Linked DNA regions of Homo sapiens: region 1 is linked to region 2. Evidence: chromatin loops called from intact Hi-C (ENCODE). Cell type or tissue: PC-3. All regions are shown on one strand. Each heading gives the region's core, and the rest is flanking DNA. Links, peaks and the distances in the headings are about the cores only.

Region 1 (16,750 bases), core at 5,727-13,726, 100 kb before region 2:
AAAAGGGCTAGCGCAAAGGAAACTTGTGGTGATGAAAAAGTTCTGTATCATGATTATGTTGGTAGTAACATGAACCTACATGTGATAACATTGCCAGAACCCACCCCCCAACACATACAAACACACAAACGAGTGCATTTAAACTGGTGAAATATGCAAACTGAATAATTGGTAAAGTCTACAGACTATACCAATGCCATTTTCCTGGTTTTGTTTGTTTGTTTGTTTGTTTAGAGATGGAGTTATCTCTTGTTGCCCAGGCTGGAGTGCAATGGCATGACCTCAGCTCACTGCAACCTCCACCTCCCAGGTTCAAGCAATTCTCCTGCCTCAGCCTTCCAAGTAGCTGGGATTATAGGCATGTGCCACCATGCCCGGCTAATTTTTGTATTTTTAGTAAAGACTGGGTTTCTGCATGTTGGTCAGGCTGGTCTCAAACTCCTGACCTCAGGTGATCCATGCACCTTGGCCTCCCAAAGTGCTGGGATTATAGGCGTTAGCCACTGCGCCCTGCCTTTCTGATTTTTAGATTGAGGATAGTTATGTGAGATGTTGCCATTGGAGAAATTGGATGAAGGGTACTTGGGACTCCCCTATATGTATCTTAACATCCAACTTCCTGTAGATTTAAAATGATCTCAAATTTAAAAGTTTAAAGGGATTGTAGGCTAGATTAAAGAAAAGCCAAATAAAATATAGACATCTGCTGCTTACAGGAAAACCACCTAAATCACAGAAACACAAGAAACTCCACTAAATCAACTGAACAGGAGAAAACAAGGAGAATGGGAAAAAAGATGTCAATCTTAATTTTAAAAAGCTGATAAAACATTCTTAATATCAGACAAAGCAGATTTAAAAGATCAAAACATTAAAAGAAAATAAGTGGCGAGGTGTGGTGGTGCTCGCCTGTGATCCCAGCACTTTGGGAGGCTGAGGCGAGAGGATCACTTGAGCTCAGGAGTTTGAGACCAGCCTGGGCAACATAGTGAGACCTTGTCTCTATAAAAAGAAAAGAAAGAAAGAAAATAAGAAGCACACGATAATAATAAAAGAAATAATCTACACAGAAGATATAACAAATTTATCAATAATGATATAAAGAAATAAATACTGACATCTAAAATTGAGACTGTGTCATATATGCCATATTTATTAAAATTAACTAAATATCACATCAAAAGAAAGTTTCAGTAATATGCATAACCTCATAGTGAAATCATCTTATAATCCAAAAATAAAAAGATAATCAAAACCTCCATTTGTTTGGAAATTTTAAAACCCATTGTGAAATAAATCTCGATTACAATCGAGATGACAAAATATTTAGCACTGGACGTAGGGCTACCAGACAGGGCTACTGGTGTTGTGTACCACACAACTCTTAGGGATGCATTGATATATACTATAGTGTGAGTGGTGCCCCCTAGAGTTCTGTACAGTGACTTGCATAAACCCACAGCAGCCTTGAATGTCTGTCTCCAATATCAAAACTTCCACAAATACAACTATGGCTGTGCCAAGAGGCAACTTTCTAATACTAAATGCTTTCATCAAATGAGAAACAAAACAAAACAAAACAAAAGAACAATGAAAATGTATGGCTGAAAATTAGATGAATAAAATCGTCAACTGAAGAAGCTAGAACCAGAACAATAAAATAACAAAAGATAAGAGAATAATTTGTTGAAATAAAAGGCAAAGAAAAAATAGCTGTTGGATCTCTCTCCAAGATCAATAGCTTCTTCTCTTTTTTCTACTAAAAAGAAGACTACTAAAATAGACAACACTTTTCATATCAAGTCATTTGACTTTAGAATGATTCCTATAAAAGACTGAAATAAGACAAGAGTACCTGTTATCACACCAAGTCAATATTGTCTAACCAACAAAATAAGATCAGAAATGGAATCCAGAAAAGCAAAAGATAAATCTGTATTTATTTTCAGACTATGAATGTCTACACAGAAGGTTGAAGATAAATTACAGAAAAGCCATTTCAAATAATAAGGGCATTTAGTAGATTTGTTAAATAAAAATGCAATATAAAAATATCCAGCCACATGGATATTAACTACAGAAAAGGTTTGCATTATAAAAACCAACTCTATATAATAGCTAGAATAAATTAGTAACAAATGATGTACAATACCTCTGTGGAGAAAATTGTATGACTTTATTGAAGGACATCAGAGTACACCTGACTAAAGGAAAGATGAACTATGTTCATGAACGGGAAAGTCTCAATACTCCCAAGAAAATAATTTTTCTCCAAATTAATCTCTAAATACAATGCAATTTTACTCAAGACCCCACTGGGTTCTTTGTGGAACAACAGCAAGCCAAACCTAAAATTCATGTGGAAAAGCAAAAGCCTAAGACTAATTAAGACTATTTTGAAATAAAAGGTGGAGGGACTACTCAAGCAGATATTAAGATTTATTATAAAAATGCATAAAACATGTGAGATTAGCACTGAGATAATCAAATAGGCCAAAGGAACAAAGTAGAAAGTCCAGAAAGAGACCCACACATATACAGATCTTGAATACATAAGAGAGGTGGCATTAAAAACAGTGGGAAAGACAAGCGATTCAGTAAGCAGTGTGGGAAAAACTGACTACCCTTAAGAAAAATAAAATAAAAACTAGATCTCCCCCTCACACCATACACAAAATTAAATTCTGGACATTAAAGATTCATATTAAGAAAAGCAAGGCCTTAATACACTTGGAAAAAAATTAAAGGAGAATGTACTTTAAGACCTCCAAGGTTGGGAAGGATTTCTTAAGAAAATTTAAAAAGCAAAAATTATATGGAAAAACATTGATAAACAGGTACTTCAAAGAAACAGAAAGATGTTCAATATCACTGGTAATCAGAAATACAAATTAAAACAGAATAATGACAGCATCTGTATTATAGTGCTGGTGATGACATGGAAAAATAGAAGCTCTCATTTACTACGCCTAGAAATGTAATTTGGTACAGCTACTTTGGAGAACACTTTGACAGTTTCTAGAGTTGCAAGTAATTGTCCAACAATAGAGTGATTGTCCAACAATATATTACAGGAAGACATGGAGAAAAATGTTCTTTTAACATTGTTTGTAATAAATATCCACCAATCGGAGAATGAATCAATAAACTGTGGGGTACATTATATAACGAAATACCATGGATCAGTGAAAATCAAAATAGAATCTAAAATACATAAGTTGGAGGAAAAATGGCACATCAACCTGTTTTTAAATCCTAAAAACCCTATTCTTTTGTAAGACAAGAATAAGTTTCTTAGCTACCTCTTTGAGAGAGGAATTTCCTTGAAGTTATAATTAGAAATGATACTGTTACAGTATCATGGACCCCAATCCCTTTTGATATGGGCTGTCCTGGACAAATGCCAGCACATGTGGTTATCCAATTTGTCCCATAATTTCTTGTAGCAAGTAACAACAATAAACTTTTTTTAAAAAAAATTAGAAGAAATTGCTAATTACTAAACTCTATCCTGTCTATATCAGAAACATACTAAGAAATTCATATGACACTTTTATTTTGGTATTCTTAAAATACTTAAAAACGTACACAAATTCATGTTTTAATCTTCATTCCTTCTTCTTTCACTCCATTGAGTTTGATGCTGGCAATATTAGGAAAGGGAGAATCTGCTAATAATCTAGGCTAATAATCTGGTAATGATTTTCAATCAATTATCAAATTCTGTTCACAGTAAATATTTGTAAGAGGATAGGAATTTAGACAGCAGATGTTTCTTCATATTAAAAGTAAAATCTGGGCCAGGTGTGGTGGCTCACGCCTGTAATCCCAGCACTTTGGGAGGCCAAGGTGGGCAGATCACTTCAGGTCAGGAGTTCGAAACCAGCTTGGCCAACATGGTGAAACCTCGTCTCTACCAAAAACATAAAAAAAAAAAAAAAAAAAATTAGCCAGGTGTGGTGGTGTGCACCTGTAATATCAGCTATTCGGGAGGCTGAGGCAGGAGAACTGCTTGAACCTGGGAGACAGAGGTTGCAGAGAGCCGAGATTGTGCTACTACACTCCAGCCTAGGTAACAGAGCAAGACTCTGTCTCAAAAATAAATAAATAAATAAATAAAATAAAATCTGGCCAGGCACAGTGGCTCATGCCTGTAATCCCAGCACTTTGGGTGGCTGAGGCTGGCGGACTGCTTGAACCAGGGAGGTTGAGGCTGCAGTGAGCCAGGATCACACCACTGCATTCCAGCCTGGGTAACAGAGTGAGGCTCTGTCTCAAAAAAAAGATAAAGAAAAGAAAATCTGCTTAGAGTAAGTAGGCCAGCATAAGGGATTAAATACCCTATAATTTCAGCAGTGCTTCTGACCGTGGTGATAAAAGCTGTGATACTTCTTGAAACCGATCAATAGAAAGCAGCTCTGACTGAAACCATGGCATGTTGATGAGGGGGAATTATTAAGCATTTAAGAAGGCAGGATTGTTACTCAGCCCTTGTACTTTCAAGTAGGATCTAGAAGGATCAGATTTAGAATGGGTTAGCTTCATCATAAATGACAAGCACTGGTATAGTGCCTTCTGATCTACATACTTAATCAATGAACCAGAAAAGTAGCAGTGAATAGTGGAGAAAACCTAGACTTTGATGACTAAAGTGTGCAAATCCCAGTTCTATTACTTACTAGCTCAGCAATTTTGTATAGTTGTTTGACTTCTCTGATCTTAGGGAAAGACAGTAAAACAGGAATGGCAAATGATACTTTCATCGAAGGCTTGCTTATGAAGATTAGAAACAACAGGTATAATGTACTCTGCTCATACAGGACAATAAGATGTAGCTATTATAATCGAACATACTGAGTATTGTTTTTTAATATGAACTTTATTCCAGGCATGATGTTAAGTGAAATCCTTATCTGTGCTCTTTCTTGTGTGTGTTCAAATCGCCCGAACCCAGGAAGCGGAGGTTGCGGTGAGCAGAGATTGCACCACTGCACTCCAGCCTGGGTGACAGAGTGAGATTCCATCTCCAAAAAAAAAAAAGAAAGAAAAAAGTGAAGAGCTTCCTAGCATAGGCATTCCCAGAGGGCAGGTGTGAGCCTAGCCATTCCACTTTCTCATCATCTAGGGCCTGCACCAACCTAGGAAGAGGCCTAATTGTTTATTATTAGACCTTGGCTTGATTTTGGGATTTATGATAGATGAATTAAAGTGAAGCGGCTTGAGTCTGCTTACTCTGACATATTCCAAAACATCAAGGATAATAATGATGCCTTTGGTTAGTAGATCAAAGATTTCAAACTATGGCTTGGTACTGAATTAATGTATCAGTTATTGCTGACGTGAGAAAGATCTTTTTCACAGAATCTGTAAACCAAAGATTGTATCTGAGAAGAGGCATTTCCCGATAAGCAGCCTTCATTTCTATGACTTTCACAGATGTTTTGAGTAATAATCACTTATTAATACTATGTGCCAGCCATTATGGTAAGTTCTTCCTAATAATTATTGCATGTAACCATCACAATCATGCTTCAGGTAGATCATTATTATTTCAAGTTTACAGATGGAAAAAAGTGAGGTGATACACGTTCCTAAGGATACAATAGAACAAGAATCTGAATTCAAGTTTGCAGTCATCACCATTAGGCCATATCACCTCAATAGTAAGAAACTTGTCATGAACGCCTCTCTTTTTCCTCATTCATGCATTCTTCTTCTTCTTCTTCTTCTTTTTTTTTTTTTGGAGATGAAGTTTTGCTCTGTTGCCCAGGCTGGAGAGCAGGGGCGCAATCTTGGCTTGCCGCAACCTCCACCTCCCAGGTTCAAGCGATTCTCCTGTCTCAGCCTCCCGGGTAGTTGGGATTACAGGCACATGCCACCACACCCGGCTAATTTTTGTATTTTTAGTAGAGACGGGGTTTCACCATGTTGGCTAGGCTGGTCTCGAACTCGCGACCTCAGGTGATCCACCTGCCTCGGCCTCCCAAAGTGCTGGGATTACAGGCGTGAGCCGCTGCACCTGGCCTCATGCTTTATTATTTCAGGCCCCAAGTCAAAAGACTTCCTTGCCTGTGAGTGACGACAGCAGATCTGGAATCAGTGGCCCTGGCTTGGAGCATGGGCTCTCTCAGATGCCTAGCTGTGTGGTCATGAGCACGTTAGCCATGCTGAGTCCAGTCACATTTTGTATTATAAAATCACTAAACTTTCAATGTTGTGTTATGTGTAAAGGATAATGTTATAAGAATAGGGTACTTTGTAAATAAAATGTTCTCCACAGAAAACAGAATGACGGCTGCAGGGGCTGAGCAGTGGGTGAATTGGGAATTTACTGTTTCATAAGCACAGTTTTAATTTTGGAAGACAGGAAGTTCTAGAGACAAATGGTGGTAACAGTTGCAATGTGTGTGGACTTAATGCCACTAAACTGCATACTTAAAAATTGTTAAAATGGTAAATCTCATGTAGATTTTATCACAATTTTAAAAATTAAAAATTAAATAAATCTGCACTTAAAAATTCCTACATAGATGTTAGCAGTATTAACACTACTATAATAATTACTTTCTCTTGGGATAAATGGTACAGAGAAAGGATTATTTCAGGTGTGCTATCAATTCTTATATACACAGTCATGTGTTGCTTAATGACAAGGATACATTCTGAGAAGTGCACTGATAGGTGATTTCGTTGCGCGATCATCATAGAGTGTACTTACACAAACTTACTACACACCCGGGATATGTGGTAAAGCCTATTGCTCCTAGGCTACAAACCTATACAGCGTGTCACTGTACTGAATATCGAAGGCAGTTGTAACACAGTGAATATTTGTGCATCTAATCATAGAAAACAAGGTATAGTAAAAATACAGTCTATGAGATAAAAAATAGCACACCTGTATGGAGCACTTATCATAGGTGGAGACTGCAGGACTGGAAGTTGCTCTGGGTGAGTCAGTGAGTGAGTGGTGAGTGAGTGGGAAGGTACAGGACATTCCTGTAGACTACTGCAGACTTTATAAACAGTGTACACATAGGCTACATTAAATTTATAAAAAATATTTTTCTTTCTTCAGTAATAAATTAACCATAGCTTACTATACCTTTGTTACTTTATAAACTTTTCAATTTCTTTAAGCTTTTTGACTCTTTGTAATAACACAGCTTAAAACACAAATACATTGTACAGCTGTATGAAAATTTTCTTTATATGCTTATTCGATAAGCTTTTTTCTATTTTTAAATTTATTTATCTACTTTTTAAACTTTTTTTGTTAAAGATGAAGACACAAACACACACATTAGCCTCTAAGCCTATACAAGGTCAGGATCATCAATATCACTGTCTTCCACCTCCATATCTTGTCCCATTGGAAGGTCTTCAGGGGCAATAACACACATAGAGCTGTCATCTCCTATAACAATACCTTCTTCTGGATACCCCCAGAGGGACCTGCCTGAGGCTACTTTATAGTAAGTTTTCTTTTATATACATAGGTATAAAGAATATGCTCTAAAATAACTTCAAAGTATATAGTAGGGTAAATACTAGGCAATAGGAATTTTTCACCTCCATTATAGTCTTCTATCATATATATGACCATATATATATAATGTATATATGTACATATATACGTGTGTGTGTGTGTGTATATATGTGTATATATATATATGTGTATATATATGTGTATATATATATGTGTGTATATATGTGTATATATATATATGTGTGTGTATATATATATATATATATATAGTCCATCAGTGACCAAAACATCATTATATAACGCTTGACTGTATAACCAAGATAGGACAAAATGAATATGATCATTCCTGCTGAGGGATTAGGCAGAATTGCCCAATTTGAGTCCAGCATGGCCACTCAGGACACACTGACCTTTATGGATGGCACAGAGCTCCATGTACCCAGAGTAAAGTGGAGAGAGTCAAAGTGTGAGTGACTGTAGGAGAGATTCTGCCCTCCAAAGTTCAGGGTACCCAGCATGCAGCATGCACAGCTGAGTCCTAAGGCAGCAAAAGGCAATGTACATTCCCCACGTTTCTGGGAAATCACTTTTACACTTCACAATGAAAATTTTAGATTTAGTTGAAAAGGATGGCCAAGAAATAGTAAGTCTAATTTTGAAACAAATGCAAAAGCACTATTTCTGTAATATAGAAATCCATATCTGTGCTCTTTTCCTGCGTGTGGAGTTCAAAAATTTCAGTTCAAATCCTGACTCTACATGACTGTGTACAAGTCACTTAACCTCCATTAGCTTAAATTTTCTTACTCAGAAATAAGACGTGTTTGTATTCAGCAACAGCATAGGTTCTCTTCCATGCTGATGTTCTGGGACTCAGTTCCTCCAGGGCTGAGGCCACATTGGTGCTGTCCAAAATCTGGGTAACTTGGGATGTGGGTGTTAGGGACAGTGCCCCTTGCTAAGGCTCCTGGAGGTGATCCCATGCAGTTTCCCAACTCCTTTCAGAGGAGTTGAACAGAGTGGTTGACACAGCTAAAGCAGCAAGAAACATCAACCAAGAGCACATGGCATTCTTACTTGATTTTTCTTGCTGGTTATTCCTAGTTTGCCTGGCCAATATGTCTCTGAAAAATCATCTCCTTTCAGAGGAGTTGGGAAACTGAAGAGGCATGAAGCCTCTGATTGCTGTGAGATTTATGTAACATGGGGGTTGACAAAGGCTTTCTGATTAATAAAATGTAATCAAGGAGAATAGCATGTGTGTGGAACGTGCATTAGTTCAGTGAAAACAAGGAACAGAAAGAAAGACAAGAGATGCATGCAGCATTGCTGATGGCATGGCATGTTTTGGACTCTTCGCTTGGTGTACCACGCCTTATTCAGAACAGTGTCCTGGGGATCCAAAATGCAGCTCTGTATCACAGGAGTTTCCTTCTCTTTGGAAAGACTATATATTGCCAGTTCTTGCCGGGCACATTGGCTCACACCTGTAATCCCAGCACTTTGGGAGGCCAAGGTGGGCAGATCACTTGAGGTCAGGAGTTTGAGACCAGCCTGGCCAACATGGTGAAATCCCGTCTCTACTAAAAATACAAAAATTAGCCGGGGGTGGTAGCAGGCACTTGTAATCCTAACTACTCAGGCGGCTGAGGCAGGAGAATCACTCAAACCCAGGAGGCGGAGGTTGCAGTGAGCCAAAATTGCACCACTGCACTCCAGCTGGAGAGAGAGAGACTCCATCTCAAACAAAAAAAAGACTCTATGTTGTCATTTCATAGCTTGCCTAGTACAATGGTTCTGCATAGTGGCCACTCAATATATTTTGTGTGATTTAATGTTTCAATACTGATGAGAGGCCTTGTACTTCTATTTGTTCTTCTCTCCTGGCTTTGGATTGGTCTGTTTGAAATTTAACCTTCTTAACCAAACACAGCCACAACTCAAGATAAGACTTATCAGATTTTTATCAGTAAACTAGAAAGAAGATCTAATGCAAGACTCAGATGTGAGTCACTGATTTGGTCCATTGTAGAACAGACCTGAGGCCCTGGGGTGTCCAGAGTCCACTAGAGTGCAGCATCTGGGCTAACCACGTTAACCAACTACGCTCTTCTGAGCTGGTACTAAGACAGCCACTCTATTCTGAGATTTGAACAGAGTGGTTGACACAGCTAAAGCAGCGAGAAACATCAACCAAGAGCACATGGCATTCTCACTTGATTTTTCTTGCTGGTTATTCCTAGCTTGCCTGGCCAATATGTCTCTGAAAAATCATCTCACTAAATAGCAGTAGTTAGCAAAATGACAAGATAAGCATTAACAGCTAAAATATGACAAATATTTTTAGGCATAAGGTATTCAGAAATATGCTTAAATAAATGCTATTTAGGCAATTATATTCTTGTGCCAGCAAATAACAAATGATAATCACTTCTTCCATGGCTGTAAGTTCATATTGATTAAGTTCAAACTTAGAACTCCAAAATGAATTACATCTGGTCATTGCTAAACTGCTTTGCTCACTGGAAGAAAAAAAAAATCCACAACACCTATTATACTGCATTTAATTAAGACAAGCATCAACTTTATATGCCATTATTTGCTTCTGCCAAATCTCTATGGTGTAAATATTGAACAGTGGCATCTCTTGAATGCTAATCAATCCTTTCTGAATTTCAAATGATTACATAAATTTTAGGAAATGCTTATTTGCCAGCATTACCCTCAGGTGCATATATATCAGCAAGGCATTAGTATGAAGATATGTGCAGTTATTTGACAAGTGTCTAGTGAGTGTTTTTCTAAATTAGAATATTACATATGAAAAGGTAAACACTGAGAATGAATGCTAATTGTACGAAGAACCCTGGGATATTTCTTTTGCTTATCTGACTTCATGAAGAACAATTTAACCAATGCTCTTGGGTAAAGATGTGAGGTAAATGTTCTGCTTCACTAGGCTTTGCAGTCCAGCCAGTGGCAGTGTGTGTGTGGGTGAGTATGTAATCATATTTAGAGGAAGCCAGCAATAAAGCAAATATTGTGACCAGCTTCAGGAAGGAGAATTGCCACATAATAGGAAAATCAGGTTTTGCTGTTTCAAAACCAACTTTTATGCAGCTACCAAGCAAAAAGAATTTTATGATGTTTAGACTATAATGCTTATTTCAGAATTAATAAGCATAAATTTTGATGCACAATTGGACATTTTTTACTAGTTTTCCACCCTTCTGAAGCTCTTACAGCACTTCCAGTGATGAGGTAGTCAACTAAGGGATAAGAACAGGCACTGCTATTTCACTTTCTAGAGCAGCTGTAGATTTGCCATATAGCAAATGGTACACCTGGTACTGTCACCTTCTGACTTACAGTGAATGAATCGTTCATCTTGCTTTAGGCACTGCAAACACAATTTAAATCAGTGATCAAATTTCTCTGTTGGATTTTTTTTTTCTTCTTCTTCTTCTTCTTCTTCTTCTTCTTCTTCTTCTTCTTCCTAGTTAGTTCCTGCAAGCAGATCTCTGTTGGATTTGTAAGCCTCTTTTATTAACTGGATGTAATGTTGCAAAAAAGCAAAATGGGGATTCATTTTTCCCTTTGTTTCAGTTGCTTTACTTATTAATAGATTTGTGCTCTCTTTTTCACCTCCCACACAATAGGAACACCTAATTTGGTGGCAGAAAAACAACACAACACAACACAAACTCAACAAGTTGCTGTGCCTCTTCTAGAGAAGTGGACAAAAAAGTACTCTCCTTTTGTAAGCCCTTTGAATTCTCTTCTCCAAAACTGTGTCTACAGTATTTCCAGGCTTCTCCAGAAGTGCTGAGGGAAGGGAGCACTCAGACTCCAACAGTGCCCCCCATACACTTCCTTTCTGGGGGGTTCATCGCTTAGCAAAGGCAAAATGTAGGCATCCTGAGCACAGCCCAGGTCAGAACAACTTTTCTTTTTCAAGAAGACAACCCCACAATGGCCAATCATCAGGTGATCCTGCAAAACTGTTTTCTCTCCACAGGAAGTGGCAGAAAAACCCCTTCATGATTTACACCACAATGTCACACTGACATCAGGACTCCGATTAGCTAATGGAACTGCAGTTAAAGCAACGAGTTCACACCCTCCACTGCACAATTAGAACATCCTTGCCAGGGGTAGCAAACAACTGAGCAGTTAGGGTGAAGAGGCTATGCATGGTGAAGTCTTTTCCTTTTATAAGAGAGCACATGCCAGCCTTGCTGGTAGATTCAGAATAGTACTTCCTATCGGACAAAAAGGAAGGGTCCTCTTTTAAAGAAAAACAGACAAGGAGAAAGACGTTCTGATTGAAGTGCCGTGGTTTTCTGGGCTATGTTAACACAGCAGCCTTTTGTATGCCTCACTTAATGGCTGAATGTTTGCTATTCCTACAAATCTCTGTTGTCTCTTAAGTGAGATGTGAGATCAGTAGTTGCTCTGCAGTTCTTGGCTTGTTTATAAAGCCTTCATTTTCAAATGAAGTGTGTGTGTGTATGTATGTGTGTGTATATATTCAGAGAGAGAGAGAGTCTCAAAAGTGATGAGACAGAGTTCCCATATATGATGGCTTGTGCTGGAGTTATAAGCTCTGGGCAGAGGTCCTGACTGGGCCTGGGGTATGGGGCCAGTCTCCCTATTTGCATGTTGCCTTACCAACCACTCTATAGGGAGCTTTGACAGCAAACCTCTGCCAGGTTCTGATATTGAATGCCAGAGGACAAATGGCACACACTTAAGTAAAGGGAAAAGAAGCATTAGATATTTCTTTAAATGTCAAAGCAGAAGAAATAATGGACAAAATTCAAATAAGAAAAACATTCCTATAGCAGAAACTAAAGACTATTGGAAAACTAACCACTGCAAATAAATTTCCCTATCTAAAAGACTTTTATCCAAATCTTTCAGCTAGTAAACATTTTATTTACTATTAACAATGTCAGTGTCATATTGCAAGAGCCGAGTTATGATTGAACCCTTCAGGAAAGCGGACGGCTGTACTTGAAAACAGAATGTACAAACTTACTACACTCCTCTCTGCCTGCCCACCACCCCCACTCCACCCTGCCCTGCCCCAGGGAGCTCGTCCACCTAAATCTTAGAGATGCAATTGGCTACTTTAGGATTTTTAATGCCAGTGACTGTCAGAGGGGAAAAGAATGACTATTTGTTTTGTTATTATTTTTCCTTTTACCATCACAAGCAGTTAAAATACATCCTAAAATAGACATATATATAACGAAAGCTATGATCATTTGGCTTTCCTAATGTCTAGTGAATGGTCCAAAGAAAACGTCATACCTAAGAGGTGACAATCAGCTACAAGGAGGAAGTCTTTAAGAAAGAGGTACCAAAGCTGTGAGGCAAATGCATTCTGGGAGCTTGCTGGAGCTCTGAAACCCAGAGTTCACATAGAGAAAAACAAAACTGACAATATCCAGTTGACCCTTGCACAACACAGGTTTGAACTGCGTGAGTCCACATCTTATGCAGACTTTTCTCAGCCAAACACAGATAAGAACACAGTATTCACAGATACGAAACCTGCCTGTATGGAGGACCAATGTTTTGTATGCTCGGGTTCTGCAGGGCCGACTGCGGGACTTGAGTGTGTGCAGATTTTGGTATAAACAGGGGTGCTGGAACTGATTCCCTGCATATACTGAGGGATGACGGTATTTAGAAACTGAGTGAATTAAGAGCTATATAATTACTTAGCATATTCAATAAAAATTGGAAATTCAGGTGAAGTATTTCTCTGCTTCTACCAATAGATATTGCTTTTATTTTTGTCCACATTCTTCAGATGACTGTCCTAATTTCTTATATCATTTTGCCTTAATAAATAAATAAATAAATAGTGTCTTAGTAAGTACAGTCCTCCCTTGGTATACAAGGGGGATCAGTTCCAGGACCCCTGCCTATACTCAAATCTGCAAATACTCAAGTCCTGCCATCTACCCTGTGAAACCTTCAGATCTGAAAAGTCAGCCCTCTGTATATGTGGATTTTGCATCTGATGGATACCATATATATATATATATATATATTTTTTTTTTTTTTTTTTTTTTTTTTTTTTTTTTGAGACAGAGTCTTTCTCTGAAGCCCAGGCTGGAGTGCAATGGCACAATCTCAGCTCACTGCAACCTCCGCCCCCTGGGTTGAAGTGATTCTCCTGCCTCAGCCTCCAAAATAGCTGGGATTACAGGTGCCCACCACCACACCTGGGTAATTTTTGTATTTTTAGTAGAGACGAGGTTTCACCATGTTGACCAGGCTGGTTTCAAACTCTTGACCTCAGGTGATCCACCCGCCTTGGCCTCCCAAAGTGCTAGGATTACAGGCATGAGCCACTGTACCCGGCCTTTTGGATACTGTATTTTGGACTTGCATTTGTACACAGAACCTGCAGCTACAGAGGGCTGACTGTATTTATTGAAAAAAAAATTTTGAGCAGAAGTGGACCCACACAGTTCAAACCTGTGTCTTCAAAGGTCTTCTTTACACAGTATTTTTAATATGCTCATTGATGAGATCCAATGTCTCCGAAGAGGAAAGTAGGCTGAATCAGAAAAAGTACTGACTGTCATTTGGGGTTATTAGTTCTAGACCTGGATCTGAACCTAAAATGTTGGATAAATCATCTAGTTTTGTTTTTTTAATTACAAAACTGGAGGAGAATGTTCTCTTAGGTCTCTTCATTCTGTAAGAGAGAAACTAAGTGATTTATTCACCTGAGGACATTTTATTATTAACATTACTGAAGAAAAGCATCACCACCACTTCCTTCTATGGCTCATTTTGGTGTTTGACACTGTTAGTGTTACAACTTCAAATAGAACCTAAATGCTGATCATCAGTAATTAATTTCATTTATTATTTTATTTGCAAAGAGGAGGGACTCAGTTTAGTCTCTACATTACTTATACTAATCCCCTTCATAGGCCAGGCAGAGTGGCTCATGCCTATAATCCCAGCACTTTGGGAGGCTGAGGCAGGCAAATCACTTGAGGAGTTCAGCCTGGGCAACATAGTGAGACCTCGTCTGTACTAAAAATTAAAAAAAAAAAAAAAAATCCCCTTCATAATGTGAAGACTTATCTCCCTACTTTCTAAAGGGGAAAAGAAGATGCCAAATCCTCTAATAGTTATCCATAGAATCTGTTTTCTAGTCTCTCTTTCTTCAAATTTTGTGCTTGCATTTTTTTTAGCTAATTATTTTCAATTCCCATTATTTTTTTCTTTTTAATCTAGAAGTTGGGAGGAAAGGCATTCTTTCATTCATGAAAGCAATATTTATTAAAAGCCTATATGCCAGGCAGTACATGAGGAGTAAAACATACACTGTGTTCATGAACCTTACAGTTTATTAATTTGACAGATAAAAGAACTTTGCTTCACTAAGAAAACAAGAACATTTCACTTAGCACAGAAAAAATAAAAGAATAAAAAGAGAAAACCAGAACAACCATAGAGCCCTGCCCCCAACTTTGTTTGGGGTCAGACTTATACAGTTTAAAGTAGCCACAACAAAGAGAAAAATGTTCTGCTCTGCCTTAGAAATACTGTTTTTTTCCTTCCAAATTATGATTTTAAAGGTCTTTCAAGGGAGGGCCAGATGTTGTGACTCATGGCTGCAATCCCAGCACTTGGAGAGGCCAAGGAGGGAGGATTGCTTGAGGCCAGGAGTTTGAGACCAGCCTGGGCAACATAGTGAGACCCTGTCTCTATAAAAAAATTAAAAAATTAGCCAGGCAATGAGTGTGACCTGTAGCCCCAGCTACTCAGGAGGCTGAGGCGAGAGGATCATTTGAGCCTAGGAGTTAGAAGCTGCAGAAAGTTATGATCATGCCACTACACTCCAGCCTGGGCAACAGAGCAGGACCCTGTCTCTAAAATTAAGAAGAATAAATAATAAAATAAAGTTCTTTCAAGCCCTGAAGGTCTTACCCATCCATTTTGAAAATCCCTTTCAACTTGTGTTCAAGTCACATTTTTTATTAATAAACAATACTGTTTATTCTGAGACATTATAGTACTTGCTTAGATGACCTTTTATAATTTAAGATAATGTTCTTAATTATTTTAAGATAAAGAAATCATGACTAGACACTACAGAATGCCTGAACTGAACCTGTGGATGAAACAAGCAACTCTTCAATCAGTTTTGTTCTTGAATTATGCCCGTTGCTTCTCTGCAGATGAGGATCAGGTGACAGGCTGGTGAGGACATTTAGCATGCAGTAGCTTTTCTGTCTGGGCCAGTTGAGTCATTCCCTGAGGCAACCATAACCCATCTTCCCTGGGGTGTTTGTCTCCATGAGGACAAAACTTACCTGGGATGTGTATAATCAAATGTCACATTCAAAATTTGGAAGTTTAGTATGAAGCAAAGAGCTATCATGATGAACAAATATAACATTTTCTCCATTCATTTTGCTGGAAACAGGATTGTATCAATGCCAAGAAAGAATTGTACAACATTGTCTTAACTACTATTACTTAACATGGGCTGAAAGCCTATCATCTTGCATTTGCTTGGAACAGAAATGCATTTGCCACCTGGTTTTAGTCAGTAATATTCTTTCTAATTTTTCTTCACGTTAGCTTTCCCAAAGAGCTTATGAATAAACATCTCCTCTCATAAACTGGGAGAATGCAAACTGATAACAGAAATAATTTAATTTTGAGGAGTTATTTATTAGAGAGTTCTTTGGAAAAAGTGGTCTCTGAAAAATAACCTGTATTTGAATACGGCTTTTAGCTAAACCACCTCCTATTACCTATCACGAGTTGCTTCGGTAAAGGCTTCGCTTTAAGTTTCAAACTATTTGTTTATTTTTATTTTTTAATTTTCTAAGACAGGATCTTAATCCGTTGCCCAGGCTGGAGTGAAGTAGTACGATCTTGGCTGATCCTCCCACCTCATCCTCCCAAGTAGCTGAAACCACAGGTGTCTGCCACCACACCTGGCTAATTATTTTGTAGAGATGGGGTCTCCCTATGTTGCCCAGGCTGGTCTCAAACCCGTGGGGCTCAATCAGTTCTCTCACCTTGGCCTCCAAAGTGGTGAGATTACAGGTGTGAGCCACCATACCTGGCCCATTTATTTATTTTTATCAGTAAACATTTTGTAAGTCCCTACTATGTACCAAGCATTGTGCTAGAAATGTAAAGAAAACATTAAAACTAACAACTAACAGAGATTGGGCCTACAGAATCTATGATGTTATACACAGAGAAATG
Region 2 (16,750 bases), core at 4,265-12,264:
CCCTTCGTTCACTTTTAAAAGACCCTCGACTGGAGCCCAAGATCATCTAAGCGACAGACTTTCCAGTTTTAGTGACCTGTGTTTCCACACGGAATACAAGGATCAGTCCAGGCTGTACTTTTTCATTCTGTTGTCTGATGGGACCATCCACTTGAGGCCGAGGCCCAGCATTTAAAAAATGTTTTAAAGAACCATCTGTTACGCAAGCTCTTCGACCACCAGCCCAGCCGCATCTTCAAAGTTTTCAGATCTCCTCCCAACAAGATGAAAAACATTCTTTCCAGCCTCCTGACTGCATGCGAAATGCCTCATATTTAGAATCTGCTGTGCAACGAAGTAATTATCAGAGTCCACCCACAAGGGGGTGAATTTGAATCTCAAAAGATCTAAGTTTATTCTATTTGAATGGTATAGAGATTACACATTGAAACTGCCCAATCCGGTATTTGGTGACTTGGAAATTATTCCAATCTTTGCAGTGCATAATGTACATAAAATGGGTTGTTCATCACCCACCCACACCTGGCAATTCAGGTACTACTGACTCTTAATTGATTTGTCATTTTGCTCTTCAATATATATTCAGGATCAAAGTTATTTAGACTTCAGCTTTAGTAGCAACTTCAGGTTTCGTGGAAACATTTAAACTTATGAAGGCCTGTCCATTAGTTTGTATGGAGAAGTGGGCTGAAGTTGCCAAAAGCTCCAATTTTTGTGATAGTATCAAGTATCACTGTCACTACATTTCAGTATTCCTAGTTGTTTTAAGTATCACTGAGAACTAAGAAAATAAAGAAAGGGAGTCAGTTTCAGGGCTCACTGCAGTGGTTGCCCTGCTTTGCTCGTGAACTTTGAAAATCAGTTTATTTCAAAGCCTTAATTAAGAAGAACCTCCTCCCACAGCAATGCGAAGAATTTATGGGTGCACTTATGATACAGCACCTTTCCCAGACCCTAGCATGGCAAGGATGCAGGACTCCAAACGCTTGGTCCTAAGAGGAAACCTCCAACCCCTAGTGTGTGGTGGTGATTTCACCTCTGCTTGGTGAAGCCGGGGGAAGTTAGGAGAGTTGAAAGAAGTTGAAAGAGGGTCTGACAGGACCTTGAAATTGTAGTGTATCAAGAAACCCTGCCTTGGCTTGAGGCTGAACCTGAGGCTGAGGCTGACCTAGTGAGACAAGCTTTGTGACCATGCTCATAACGCCAGCTGCCAGGGCCAGAAGGGACTTGCTTAGGCCACACTAGCGACTTCTTGGTCCATGCCAGTCTACCCTCCCACCACATCCCCGAAAGATGGAGAGTGGTGGTGGCAAAAGGCCAGCTGGCACTCATTTATCTCTCCACAGGTGGACTTTCCAGGAAAGAAAAATCCTCACAAAATGGGAGGGGTGCGGGAGGGAACGGTGGCTGGGGACTGGGTTTTAAAAATCCATGCTTTAAAAAATTAACGCAGGAGCTTGTATCACGGAGGGAAGCCCTTTCCTTTGCTTTGAAAGTCTAGTCCAGGCCAAAACCTAAGCGTAGCAGCGAAATGGAGGGGGACTGAAAGAGCAGAAAGTCTCGAGCGAGAGAAAACGACCTTTCCTAAGAACCAAGGGAACTCCTAGCTCAGAAGCCTAAGCCCTCGGCGCTCCAGGCCTTTAACTCGACGATGGGAAACGCTCCCTGGGGGCAGCCCTATTTCAGATCCCCTGGAAGGATGTCAAGATCCCCGCCAGCAGTGGACAAGGCAAGGAATCTTCCACTGGAATTGATTCTTGCCAGAGACCCGAGGGCACACAAACCTTCCTCAGGTAGCTCTGCAAGGGATTTAAGGAAGCAGCTGGGTCTCCATCCAAGAGGCAGAGGCAGGGGCGGCGGCACCAGGCTTCCAGCGTCAAGCTCATTACTGCCCTCCAAGTGCACCCTTTCTTCTCCCTCAGAACTCCCTCCTCCCTCTGAGCACTCACTCTGGTCCTTTGACCCTTCAATTCTGCTGGGCAAGGGACCCCTGTTGAAGCCGGGGACCCGCTAGCTCAGTGACCTTGGACGGGTCTGGGCGTCCCCCAGAAAGCCCTCTCCGAAAGGAAGCTGTGGGAGGAGGAACCCGAGTTTGCGGTGTCTAAGATGGGTTATTTGAGAATGGTTCTGGGTTCCCGAGGCCACAATATGAAGACAGCCAAGTGGCTGCGGGAAGGGAAAGCAGTTGAGATGTAAGTAGGTGGAACCGGGTCTGTGTGGTCTAAACGCCGGCGCCAGCGGTGGTCTGCACTGACCCATAAATACACCTACCGCGGGTGGACAGACGCATCTCATCCTCCGCCGGGGACATCTTAGCAACTGCCACTGTACCTCTTAGTGTAAGCACACTTAGGAACCCACCCCGTACTTACCGCTGCGGGAATTGTAACTGGTGGCGGAGACCAGAGACTAGAACCCGGGAGGCCTGGGAGTCTGTGGTGAGACCGGGGGACAGCTCTGCTCAACTACCTTGCGCGTTCTCAATTTCTTTGCACTCCCTCTGCCAACTTCTGGCAAACTTCTCTCCTTTTCCCCCACCTCCCCTCCACCTCCTTCTTTCCGACGAGACAGGTCTCCAGGGCTCGCCCTTCCCGGTTCTGACTTTGTCTTAAAGTGTTGATTGACGGTTGCAATTACGAAGGATGATGGCTCGGGGAGGCTCCCGCAGCCTTGATGAGCCGGAGAAGCGCAGTCCTAGCATATTTTATCCACGCTCGGCGTTACGGGGCCGTGCGCGCCCCATTCACCCAGCTGGCTGGAGCTGAGGAGGCCTCGCACTCCCCACTCGCGAGGATGCAACTGCCTGCCTTCCTCCCCACCCCCTCCTTCCCGTGGTTCAGCACCGCATTTCGGAGCGTGAGCTGGGAGCAATCAACTCGACCTGACCTGGAAAGTGTTGGTCAGCCCCCGCGCGCTTGACCCGTGCGGGCTGCAGCGGGAAAAAATATCAGGATTTTCAGGAGCGGTTCAAGTTTCCTGGGCTCGCAAAAGGTGTGGCAGACACATCTTTCCCCGCGCGCCTGGGTAGATGACCCACCCAAACTTGCACAAAACTTGCAATACCTTCCTCCTTCGAAACAATTTCTCCCGTCTTCTCTTCCATTCCCACTTTTTGGTGCTTTTTAAGAAACCAGGACAATTACTTTTTTCGTCCCACATATCTACCTTTTAGACCCCGAAAGAAGTCTAGATTTTTTTCAGATCTCCATTACTAGGCCAGGATAGCCCGAGGGGGAAGAGGAGCAAGTTTTTCAGCCTACGGGAGCTCCGGGTCTGCCTAATTTTTCCGCCCCTCCCAGCCGAAAAACCCATCAGAAGCTGCTTTTGCCTTTCTCTGAAAAGTTTAGCCAGAACTCCAGTTTCATTCCCTGGCTCAGAGGGCTGGGCTACCCGCCCACGCCCGTAGGCTCCACCCGCCCTCATCCCGAGCGCTTTGTATTAGAAACAGACGGGTTAAATTTCAGTACAGCCATAGGAATTACCAGGGAGCGTCGTGTTGATCGAAGCTTTAAAAAAGCAAACCTGAATAGGTGAGCAGTCGTGCCTTGTTTAAAAAAAAAAAAAAAAAAAAAAAAAAAAAAAGCCTTTCTGCTGCACGTGTGAATAACTACTTAAGACATCAACATCAGCCCCTAGAGCAGGATGGCGATTGATTCACAATCACTATGAGAGTATCTCGATCTGGCGTGGCGCGGTTTTTATCGCGGAGGAAAACGAAAGCCGAAGCAATTATCTGGGTAATCCAACCTACCCCCCACCCACCCCCCCGGGCAACCTCCCACCCTTGCCCCAGAGGAAAGGAGGGCTTTTTGGAGAGTTTGGCCTGGATATCGGAATCTACGGCTCTTTGTATAAAAAGAGTTCACTGAAGAACCTTTTCACTTATTTTCTTTACAGCACGTTGTCCCAACCCAGGGGTCCTGGAGTGCCCCGCCAGGGTATAGTCGGTGCCCTTAGAAGAATGTAACAGGGAGATCCGGTCTTAAGAAAGGAGTGGGGCAGGGGAAATAATCTCGGGTAGGTGGTCTAATCTATCTCTTCCTCTCTGTAATTGAAATGGAAATTTGAGCCAGTTCCAGTTCAAAACTATTGGGACTCCATCCATTGGAATCAATTCTGTCCAGCCTCGGGGCCAACAGAACGACGATCCCGGCGCTAGTAGGCCACAAAGCACCTTGTGAAACTAGCTGAACACTTGCAGTTGCATCCTTTACACCCTCTCCTCCGCTTCAACCTGGGTCAGGAACAAAATCCTTAGCACGAGATTATTCTAGGCTGCCATTTAAATGTATCCGGCGATACTGGAAACTTCTTGATGGAAGGGGAAACATCCTGCATTGCTTCAGAATTCCTCGGCTTTTGCAGCGAGGGGATGGATCCAACCAAACTTCTTCCTTCAGAAAAGCCCCTGCCTGAGCTTCTGATTCTTAAGGTCAAAGAGTGCCGGGACCGCAGAGGTGCGGAGTCCAGCAATTTGGGTCTCACTTGGTCAGCAAAGAAAGTGGGAGCTTGGAAAGGCAAGACTTAACAGTGGTACCGTCACACTCAAGCATGGGGCGTGGAACTAGGGAAAGTGTTATGGTCTGGGCAGTTACAGAGGTTGCACAATTAGAAGGGCGTGGGCTTTTCCAACATGGTGATAACTTTCGCGATTACGAGATGGTGTACAGTGTGTGCCAAGGCTTGAGAGAGATTCACTTGTTTTCTCCAGAGTTTCTTGTCTGGAAACTGGGAAGTTGATTCCAGGACCCAGCAGTGGATTCCGACCAATTTTCTTTCCATTCCTGTAGAGGCCGCTGGAGCAGGTGGAGCTTGCAGAAGGCCGGGAAGCAGAGGCTGCAGGCATCCAAACCCTGAGCAAGGAATCCAGCACTTACCGTGAAAAATGCTAGCATGGGTGTGGGACTAGCATATCTCACTGCAAGAGGCACAGCTGGGTTTGTCAAAAGTGCTTTTTTTTTTAATTGACACCTAAATTGTCTTTCCCTATCCCCTCCTCTCATGGTACAACAGTATGTTTGTTTATGCTATCTAATTCAGTCACTCAGTTTGAGTGATTTCCCTGCCCTCCTCATACTCACTGACTCTATAACAAGTACATGCTCTGAATTTCCTCTCAGTTCCTTCTCACCATCTGTTGGTAACCCTGCGAGTTGTTACCATACACCACAAATTCACAAGCTAAACTTCATCCAAACTCCAGAGATCCTTTCCAGGAAACTCCAGAGTAGGGGACCAGAAGTGCCTTTGTCCCACCCCACTCAGACCTCAGTCCTCCCAGATGTGATTTCCACTCTGCTTTCCATACACCACTCCCTGTGCCACCCTTCTGAATTCTAGAAGGATCCAAATATGGTTTCTACCGTGGAATGGAAATGAAGATTAAAAAGCCACTTACAAATATGTTTCTTAAGCTCGAAATGTCCATTGGAGGAAAGTCTGCATAGACCAACATTGTATTAAATCATAATTCCTTTATATCAACAAGAACAAGTGGTTACCACTTTGGAGAAAGAGTATGTATTTCAGAATATTTCTTGGGTTCTATTTACAGTTCATTCTCTTGACAAGCTGAGTAAATTGCTTGACCTCTGATTCCATTTTTTAATCAGTAAAATTGGGTTAACAAAGTAAACTTTATAGTTAAATGAGACAGTGCCAGGAAAGAAATATATTACGCTGGATATATATATATATATCAGTTCCCCTTTGTCTTTCCCCTTAGCTTCACTCAAACTCATCATTCTGTAAGGAAAGTAAAAAGGGAATCACTAACCATTCTAGGATCACCTTCCAGTGGGATGTGCTTGCTAACTTGATTGTCTTGCAGGGCTTGACAAAGTCCTTGGGGACAATTACATTATCACCAGATAAAACTGCTCATATAAGTGCTCATGGTCATCTGCATTCAGGTTATTTGGTGTTTAAAAGTTACACTCCAAATATCTTTTCTTACTTATCAACCACACAAAAACATACATAACAGCTTCCCAAAAGACTAAAGAAGAGACAACCTTTATCAGCTTGCCTGGTCAGTTCCAGTTCACATGGTTTTCTCAAGCTTGATCTCTCAAGATCATATTGGTCACATTTCAACACTTCCCCAGGGCCTCCCCAGAGCACAATGCCCTCCTGAAGTTCCTTGAAGCCAACTGGATTTTTCCAAGAAGTCTGTTCCAATAAGGTGAAGCGTGAGGAAGTGCAACTCAAAGAACTAGTTCTATCCTAAGGTAGACTCTAGAGCTGCGGAGTGAAGTTGTCTTGCCTGCCTAGTGCATCCCTGGGGGTGGGGATTGGGTTGGGCCTGTAGGTGGAAGTCTGACAATGTGCCCTTCTCTAGCTCAACTTATGCTCAAGGCTGAATCCAAGATAATCCTAGACATTGTGTCTGGTAGAGGGGTCAAGTAAAGGAGAGAAGCATTAACAAGCCTCTGTTCTCCCTTCCTCTATAAATCTCTCTTGGTTTGTTAGAAGAGGTGTTAAAGATGCCAGGTGTGGTGGCTCACATTTGTAATCCCAGCACTTTGGGAGGCTGAGGTGGGTGGATCACCTGAGGTCAGGATTTCGGGACCAGCCTGGCTAACATGGTGAAACCCCATTTCTACTAAAAATACAAAAAATTAGCCAGGCGTGGTGGCGTGCACCTGTAATCCCAGCTGCCTGGGAGGCTGAAGCAGGAGAATCTCTTGAACCCAGAAGGCTGAGGCTGCAGTGAGCCAAGATCATGCCATTGCACTCCAGCTTGGGCAACAAGAGTGAAACTCTGCCTCAAAAAAAAAAAAAAAAAAAAAAAAGGTGTTAAAGAAAAAGAAATCCTTTTTTTGTTTTGTTTTGTTTTGTTTTGTTTTTTTGAGATAGGGTCTCACTTTGTTGCCCAGGCTGGAGTTCAATGGCACAATCACAGCATCCTCAACCTCCCTGGCTCAAGTGATCTTCCTACCTCAACCCCCAAGCCCTAGTCACTAGGACTACAGGCACATGCCACCACACCCACACCCAGCTAATTATTTATTTTTTTATTTTTTGTAGAGACTGGGTCTCACTATGTTGCCTAGGCTGGTCTGGATCTCCTGGGCCCAAGTGATCCTCCATCCTCAGTCTCCCAAAGTATTGGGATTACCAGTTTGAGACACTGTGCCTGGCCCAAGAACTCTGTTAACTCTGGTCACTACCTGTGGATCCAGGCCAGAAAAGAGGAATCTGAGAAGCACTGTTTTGGAGATGGACTCGGGCATGGAAAGAAGGGAGGCTCTAGAGTTTAGCTTCATAGAAGAAACTGGCAGCCTAAGCCCCAACTATGAGAATCAGAACATGGGCTTGTGTGGCTGGCATTCTAAATAAAGCTCGCTGGAGGTTAGGGTGACATAATGGCTATCACACTTTCCGCTGATGAAACGTCTACTTTCAGAGATCCTTATGAGCACAGAGCTTGCTGGAGGTTATCACTGAAATAAAATCAGACTCAGAGTGTTCAGGGGACCAGATAGCAAGACTCACATTACAGACTCAATACAGTGTTTGCACTGTGTATCATGTACCCCTAAGTATGCAGACATAACCTTCTGTGGATAATATGCAATATTATACTGAGTGCATAAAATATTCTGCAAATGCAGTTAATTTGAAGAATTATGGAAATTTAATATGAATCAAAGCATAATATTGGGCACTGTGGGAGTGGTCAATAAATATTTGTTTTATGTATAACATTTCCTACCACACAGATATGGCTCTTTTCTTGATATAGGTAAGTATAAAAAGCTTCTAAAGTTAGTACTGCATATTATTCAATAGAATCATCCCACTTGGGAGAAAGAAGTAAACCAAGACCAGAAACCAAGAGTCTGGCCAGTGTCCCAGAGTTAGTTAACTTTAAGGGAACAATCTAGTTATAACCTGAGTGTGCTGCTTTTACACTACAATGAATGATTATCTTGCAGGTAGGCAGAAGGAACAACTTTATCTTAATTCTGCTTTTCTATACAAGCACAGACATCTATACAAAACTTTCATGTAACCATCAGTGTGCATACAAGATGTAGCCCCTAGTTAAAAACCATGGAGACAGCTTTTTAAACAAAAGGAGGCTCATTTCCTAGTACAACACAACTGAATTAAATATAGAATTGTAAACCCTGACTGATGTCTACATACACCGGGCTCGGTTTTGTGAACCACTCAACACAGCCCAACTTGCAATTTGCCATCTGAAAGCTACCCTCGAGACCCTCAGACACTCTCTACAGCTGCACCCGTGGGTTCTTCCCAGTGGGGCTACCCTGGGCAATCAGAAAGACCCATTCAAGGGGCATCTCTCCCTCAGGAATCGGGTCAGGCCCTTCAATCCAATAGTTCAGTCCGAAGGCTCCTCACCGCCCTCTGTTCCTCTCCCTCAGCCCTTTGGATGGCTCCGTCCAGCCATTCACCCTGGGAACGACCGTTAGCACCCTCGTGGAGGCTACGAGGTAAACAGATTGTCTCCCGGTGCCACAGCCGCCTCAGGGTCACTAAGATGTTGCAGGTGCGGACACCTCACAACCACCTGCGGGGCTGCAATACCAGGAGGCGGAGGGGATGTGCTTGGGTTGGGAAGGGGCGGGTGGCTGCGAACAAGATCCTGAAAGAGGTCTCTTTTACCGGCAAATTGACTGGAATTTTGTTATCCCGGAATCCGGCGCCCGGAAGTGCCTGCACAGGTTTAGGATGTTGGGGTAGTCTCGCTGAGGCCAGGGGAGAGCCTTCTTCGGTACTTTTCTTGAGGTTTAGTCCCCAGCAGCCCCTTATGGGCTGGACCGACAGTCCTCCGGTTCCCAGCCCTCTGCGGTGGGACCGATTCCAGAGCTGCAGGTGTTCTCTGTTTACGCTCAGAGTGTACCGCCTCGGTCCCTTGCGATGTGAGTTGCGCGTGCGGTAGCTGGAAACACAGTTCTTCCAGGGTTGCAGAGAAAAGTGCAACAGCGTCTCTTTCCCCTACCTTACCCTCTTTAATTCACCCATGGGGTGTGGGGGAGACTGTGAGGGATCGGCGTGCGTGGTCTCCCGACCCAGCTCAACTCTATTTTGGCAGCGGCCAGCTGGGGCTGCGCGCAGCAGGAGCCCAAGACCGCCCGCGCGGGCGCGAGCCCCCGAGCGCGCGTCCCCCGTGCGCGCGCAGTCCGCGTCTCCGGCCCGAGCGCGCTCTAGCTGCGGCCCCGGACGCGGAACCGGAGCTGCGCGGAGCTGCCGGGAAGGACTCCTTGCCTGCGCACCGCGGCGGTTCTGCCCGACGAAAAAGATGCGAAATGGTTGTGTGCTGCTCTCTCATCTTTCTTGTGCCTGTATTTTCTGTGTTATCTGCAGAACAATTGATTGTGTGTTACACCCTGCTTACCTTCCCCATGTTTTCTTTTTCGTAAGTATAGAACATTTTTGGTAAACATTTCCTCAAGTGATATACTTTAGGGTGTAGTTGGCCCATAAAAAAAGCAATCTGTGACTCCACTGCATTCTGTGGAGTCAGCTGACTAGGAAGGAAAAAAGAGGAAAAACTCAAGCCTTGATTTTCTTTCTTGTTATAATGGAGCTGAGACTCAGAGAGCTCATGACAGGCCCCTGCAAATTCGGAGGGAAATTCCAGTCTGAAAGCCTAGGCAAATGCTGCCAGAAAAGGCACAGGTCCTTCAAAAACTGGGGAAAGGCAGAAGGGCCTGACTTCCAACAGACAAATAATTACAGATCACTGGGAATCACTTCCCTTCAGTCCTTTACTTTTAGAATTAATTGAATGTAGTCTTGCTATAAAATTCATAAGTTTGTAACTCTATTTTTTAAATGAATAGTAGCTTTATTTACTTATTTCTGTTTGTAAAAACAAAATATACTAATTGTTGCGAGAAACAGTAGCTCTTCAAATCCTTTACTAATGATGGTCTAGTTTTTTTGGTTTTTTTTTTTTTTTTTTGGAGGTGGGGGCATGACTTTCATTCCCCAGGAAAATAAAATGAAAATTTTTTACGGTATAAGCAGAGAATAAGACACCATACTTTTGTGTGGGTTGAAAAGTAACAAATACTTGACAGCTATCTGTTAAAGTTTGATCAATGATCACTCAATATGATTAACTTGTTTCAAATTGTTCAAATTTTAGCTTATTATTTCTGATTAAAAATTATCAGAAAATATTAAAGTTGAAATTGATAAAGTATAAATTATATTTTCTGGCTGATTAGGGTATTAGAATGACACCAGTAAACACTAGATATAATGAATAATATTCATATGTTGAAATATCCATTTGCTTTTTTTGAACTGCAAGAAAGATAAATGTGTGATATATATACATAGGCTTATTGTGTGCTTTTAATAAACATAATAGGAAAAGCCATGACTTAAAATGCAAAATCCATCAACAAGATTAAATTATATGTATGTAGTAGCAGAATAAATAGATGATCAATAGAGAAACTCCTACTTACCAATAGGTGTAAGTCCGTGCTTTAAAGACTCTTGTAAATCCCCAGTATCTGAATTAGAAGACATTCTTAGTGAAATTATAGGCAGTTCTTTGGCTTAAAGCAGAAATCATTGAGCAAAAGAAAAGTGCAGCTTGTCAAATTTCGTGGCCTTGGGAAGGACACATCAGACTACAGTAACCCTTAGTGAAAGTTAAGAAAAAGCAAAGGAAAAAAAAAAATCCAGAATTCATAAAGTTACAAGCAAGTCTTTCCCTGGACTCTGTACTTTTTCCAACATTAGTGACCTGCTGTAAACCATGTATCCAGTTTCATGATGGTTTCTAATCAGAAGAATGGAAACTTTTGATAGGCTTTGACTCATCACATGACTCTATGCAGGTTGATAAGAGGACCCTGTTATAAAGTGACAGCAAAAGAGATAAGAATTCTTGCCAGATAATGGCAAAGAAATGATTAACTCAGAAGTGGAGAGGTGCTATGCAGCACAGAGAGTGGAAAGTTGTAAAACTGAGGGGTCAGAAGATCAGACTTAGTGGATAAAAACTGCAAACCAGCTAACTAACTTAGGCTAACTAAACTTTGGCTTGTGACATACCCCTTGATGTCATCACCTCTTTGCATAGAGGAGGACAGACATAGCTCTTCTGACCTCTGTAAATACATTTTAGATGATAACATTGGCAGACATTAATTCTTTAAGTGATGACTACAAATGTGATCGACACTCTGAAATACTACAGGTAGCATTTCCAAGCTTATGGTTATTTATTTATTCATGTTGTGGTCAACCAACTTTTTTATCGGGCCTATTCATTAGATGAGGAGTTAACCTTAGCTTGTTTCTACATTGGTCATATGGCTAAAACACAATCTATCTCTTTATCCCCAAAAGGTAAAACTTATGCTTTGAGATTAATGCTGGCAAAATGGTGAATATGTAACACATTTTTCATAGTTATAAAGTTATTATTCTTAGGCTGGGCATGGTGGCTCACACCTGTAATCCCAGCACTTTGGGAAGCCAAGGCAGGCGGATCACCTGAGGTCAGGAGTTCGAGACCAGCCTGGCCAACATGGTGAAACCTCCATCTCTACTAAAAATGCAAAAATTAGCTGGGTGTGATGGTGCACTCCTGTAATCCCAGCTACTTGGGAGGCTGAGGCGGGAGAATTGCTTGAACCTGGGAGGCAGAGGTTGCAATGAGACGCTGTTGCACTTCTCTCTGCAACCCTGGAAGAACACAATCCAAGATCATGCCACCGCACTCCAGCCTGGGCAACAGAGTGAGACTCTGTCTTCAAAAACAACAATAACAACAAAATAACAATTTTTTTTTTTTGAGATGGGTTCTCGCTCTGTTGCCCAGGCTGGAGTGCAGTGGCACGATCTCGGCTCACTGCAGCTTCTGTCTCCCGGGTTCAAGCAATTCTCCCGCCTCAGCCTCCCCAGTAGCTGGGATTACAGGGGCACACCACCATGCCCGGCTAATTTTTGCATTTTTAGTCAAGACGGGGTTTCACCGTGTTGGCCAGGCTGGTCTCAAACTTGTGACCTCAAATGATCTACCCGGCCTCCCAAAGTGCTGGAATTATAGGCGTGAGCCACCGCACCTGGCCAAAATCCTCAATTTTAATATTGACACTCCTTTTAAATTAAGTAAATGCAGGTTGTGTGTATGGGTACAGATAATTTTTAACTCAATATATAAACATTTGTTGTAATAAAACTTCATATATCAGATGATAGATTTAGCAGTCTTTGTCTAAAGATTCACATTACAGAATTTATGGTCTATTAATTTATTTAGAGATGGGATCTCACTCTGTCACCCAGGCTGGAATGGAGTGGCACAGTCATAGCTCACTGCAACCTCAGACTCATGGACTTAAGCAATCCTCCTGCCTCAGCCTCCTGAGTAACTAGGACTACAGATGTGTACCACCACACCCAGCTAATTTTTTAAATGTTTTGTAGAGACAGTGTGTTGCTGTATTGCCCAGGTTGGTCTCCTGGGTTCAAGCAGTCCTCCTGCCTCAGCCTCCCCAAGTGCTCAGATTACAGGTGTGAGCTACCTGTAAACCCAGGCCAGTCCTTTTTTTTTTTTTTTTTTTAATGACAGAGTCTTGCTCCATTGCCCAGGCTGGACTGCAGTGGTACAATCTTGGCTCACTGCAACCTCCGCCTCCCAGGTTCAAGCAATCCTCCTGCCTCAGCCCCCCTAGTAGCTGGGATTACAGGTACGTGCCACCATGCCCGGCTAATTTTTGTATTTTTAGTAGAGATGGGGTTTTGCCATGTTGGCCAGGCTGGTCTCGAACTCCTGACCTCAGGTGATTCACCCGCCTCGGCCTCCCAAAGTGCTGGGATTACAGGCATGAGCCACCACACCAGGCCCTTTTTTTTTTCTCTTTTGTTTTTTAATCAGATTACTGTTAGTTATTTCCCCTCTTGCCTCACTTCATGTCAGTTGAAATGTTGGAATACAGCATCTGAAAGTGCTGTCCACTGCCTTTCAGCTGTGCTGCTGGCTCTGAACTTTGCCCAAGGTGAACTTGCCTTTATCGGGTTGGGGTGGCTTGGGGTCTGGGTGACCCCTGAAGTCAGAATCAGAAGTGGCCACATTCGTGACTTGTGGTCTTCTGAGTATAAGAAATGTCCCCATTTGGATATCCTCACAGCCTCATGAAAGTAAGATTTTATTGAGTAGACCTGCTCATGGAAGGTGGGTAGTTTCCAAGTAGCACTGGTACACACCAAGTGAAATAACTGGTAATCCTGGCTGTCAGCGGAGCCAGGTCAACATGCTGGTATACGTGCTGTTTTTCCTTTGAGCTTTAAGTTCTTATGTACACATAACCAATCCAACCTACTTTTCATTAACACCATGTTAGGTATTATTTTCTTAGATTGATATTTTTCTTTTAAAGAAAAAAAAATCATAGGGTGGATTTTAAAATATTATTATTGAAACCAATGATTTCTTCTTTGATTTTAGATGGAAACCCAGAAGGGACCTTCCCCATCTTCTCTCTCTCTCTCTTTCTCTCTCTCTCTCTCTTTTTCTCCCTCTCCTTTCCTCTCCTCTCCTCTCCCCTCCCCTCCTCCCCTCGCCCCTCCCCTCCCTTCCCCCTCTCCTTCCTTCCTTCCTTCCTTCCTTCCTTCCTTTCCTTCTTTCCTTCTTTCTCTTTTCTTTCTTCTTTCTTTCTTGACAAGGTCTCACTCTGTCACCCAGGCTGGAGTGCAGTGGCATGATCTCGGTTCACTGCAACCTCCACCTCCCGGGTTCAAGTGATTCTTCTATGTCAGCCTCCCAAGTAGCTGGGATTACGGGCACCCACCACCACGCCCAGCTAATTTTTGTATTTTTAGTAAAGATGGGGTTTCACCATGTTGGCCAGGATGGTCTCAAACTCCTGACCTCAGGTGATCCACCCACCTCGACCTCCCAGAGTGCTGGGATTACAGGTGTGAGCCATGAGGCCCAGCTAATTTTTGTATTTTTTTGTAGGGACAGTATATCACCATGTTGCCCAGGCTGGTGTCGAACTCCTGGGCTCAAGCGATCCTCCTGCCTTAGCCTTCCAAGTGTGTGGAACATATATTTCTATGGACGTATTTTGCATCTGTAACTGCTTTGAAATATGTAGGTCTTCTTTTACACCTGCCAAAGTGTTGGATACACATTTCCTGAGGCCTTTCATATCATTCAGTCCATAAAATTACATAGTCCATCGGATCCTCTCAATGCACTGGTTGTAGCTCTGACAGTTTTCCTGAGGAAACCAGTCAGTTTGGGTTGCTGAATGCAGCCTATATAAGCACAAATTATGAGATCATGGTAAGAATGAAGGCAGGGTAGCAGGGTGGTTAAGAGCCTAGGATTTGAGGTCAGAAAGCTCAGGGCTTCCATTTGTACTTTGCCTCCTTCTTGGTGGCAAAGTAATGCTTGGCTTTTTTAAGGCTTGAATTCCTCATAAGTAAAAATGACAAAAATGATGAAATCCAGTAGTTTTTGTGGTAAGATGTAAATGAGAAATAAAGTACTCAGTATCATGTCAGAGAAAGAAAGTACTCAACGTGTCATCAAAAGTGAATATGGAGGTTGGGCGCAGTGGCTCACACCTGTAATCCCAGCACTTTGGGAGGCTGAGGCAGGTGGATCACTTGTCATCAGGAGTTCAAGACCAGCCTGGCCAACATGGTGAAACCCTGTCTCTACTAAAAATACAAAAAATTAACTGGGCAAGGTGGTACACGCCTGTAATCCCAGCTACTCTGGAGGCTGAGGCAGGAGAATTGCTTGAACCCAGGAGACGGAAGTTGCAGTGAGCCAAGATCGTGCCACTGCACTCCAGCCTGGGTGACAAAGTGACACTCCATCTCAAAAAAAAAAAAAAAAAAGTGATTATGGGCTTTGTGACTTGGGATCTTAAGTGAAAGACACATCTTCCTTAGTGGAATTTTAGAAGACATACGAAAGTTTCTGTTTTTGGGTTTTGTTTCTGACACCAGTTCTATCCTAGTCACATACACTATTAGAGACCTTATAGAAGACCTCATAGGATTCATATAATTAAACAGCATCATAAAGTGATTTGTGGCTGGGCACGGTGGCTTAACACCTGAAATCCTAGCACTTTGAAAGGCTGAAGCAAGAGGATCACTTGAGGGCAGGAGTTTGAGACCAGCCTGCACAATATAGTGACACTCTATCTCTTAAATAATAAATGAAATAATAAATAATGAGGAATAAGGAATAAATAATTATTAATAATAATAAATCCAAAAATAAAGTGATTTGCTTTTTTTCTCATCCTTATTGTACATGGTTAACAAAGCATGTAATAGCACAAAGATTGAATTTCATGCTATACTGTCTGCCTCTAATCAGACATAATTATTTTTAAGAATGTACAAAAAATTGGGGGTGGTAGTATTACCAGCTTGCCTAATAACTCCTAACAGAATCTTTAAAAGACACTATTTGCCATTTGTCACTCTCTTGCTTTCCTACAAAACTCACTGGCTTGTTGAGGAAACATTATATTAATGAGTTACTTTGGTCCTTTGAAGCTTATCCATCAGGCTGATTGAATAGAAATACGTACTCAGTACTTTGTGAGAAATGAACATATTTTTCTGAAAGTGAGGCTAGAGTAATGTTCACATGTGGTACAAATAACAGATGCTTGGGACTCAGCCTCAGTGACAGTTAACAAGCAATTTATGTTCTGGCCATGCGGGGGGGAGGACACAAAACAAATCACACCCTCAGTTTTTGTATTTATTTTTTCTCAATCAAGGTATCATCTGACCCTTTCCATTTGGCAAGTGTGGGCATTTTCCATTACAACATTCTGTTTTAAACACCTTCACTACCCCATTGAACTCATTCGATACCACAACATGGAATACTTCTAATGACTCACATTTACAAGAATATGTTTATAATGATAAAAAATATTTGCTAACAGATTTCAGAAAGGATTCGTAAATTATTGACAGATAACTAATGACTCTAAGGCATCTTTGCCAAAATCCAAAAAGTATTCAACAATGTCACCTGAACCCATATTGCATGATGATGTTAAAGTTTAGTTAATGAATTACAGTCAGTGTAAACTTCGTGACAACACTATTCCAAGACATTATGACATATCTATTAGGAATTGATATTCCTGCAAAATTGGATTTATCATTAACCCCTTGCATGAACAAACTAGAAAGGCCCTTTCAGTATGTTTATAATATGGGTTTATTAACAACAAACACCTTAAAATTTTCATCATTCAAATAGACTGATTGCATCAGATATGGAGGAGTTTTTAACAGAAGTCTTATAAGTACTGAACCAGTTAGTTACTGCCAAAGCATTGCTTAGTAGTGCATTTTTGCTTGTACCCTTTGCTAACATAGGCATTTGTCACTGATTTTGTACAGAACCTGAGCTAGGGTTGGCACTTTTTATTTTTTATCAACTTTCTTAATAATCCTCTCCTCTGCCAAATTATATAAGATGATGGAATGGTACATTTTGGAAAGGAGTGACTGAGTAAAGATTTCTTCTCATTCTTTTAAATAACTGTGAGAAATGTGGCACCTGGCAGGAAAGATAAGTGACTTTTACACAATACGATTATGGCCAGGTAAATATTACTCACTTTTTATAACACCAATAATTAAACAGAGCCTTAGTCAATCTTTTGGCAATTGAATGTTTAAGACTTTACTCTCTTGTAGGCTTGTGCTGAGTTCCCCATGTTTATCACAATCTATGATCTGTGTCTGATGGCTC

What was found. Hi-C counts contacts between places; a loop is a spot of excess contacts. Peaks named below come from ENCODE experiments on the same cell type or tissue, not always from the same donor. Only the 100,000 strongest peaks of a DNase experiment are listed, where the experiment ranks them.
Region 1: a loop joins it to region 2, with 2.1 times the contacts of the local background. A loop is called at or near these places in 4 of 110 quality-filtered maps.

What each region holds. Positions count from the first base shown.
Region 1 is chr1:200,124,514-200,141,263 of GRCh38, reverse strand. All of the region lies in intron 7 of NR5A2 (nuclear receptor subfamily 5 group A member 2), which reads right to left. Among named protein-coding and RNA genes, the nearest start is that of NR5A2, 110 kb to the right of the region's middle. In PC-3, for the core only: a CTCF peak has its summit at 9,567; DNase peaks (open chromatin) are centred at 6,953 and 10,493.
Region 2 is chr1:200,021,616-200,038,365 of GRCh38, reverse strand. NR5A2 (nuclear receptor subfamily 5 group A member 2) reads right to left here and starts at 10,656. Exons shown (of 8, transcript NM_205860.3): 1 at 10,455-10,656. The coding sequence starts at 10,518. RefSeq lists enhancers at 1,541-2,441, 7,991-8,491, 8,492-8,992. In PC-3, for the core only: a CTCF peak has its summit at 4,837; DNase peaks (open chromatin) are centred at 8,905 and 9,165; H3K4me3 peaks cover 1,864 bases; H3K27me3 peaks cover 4,774 bases.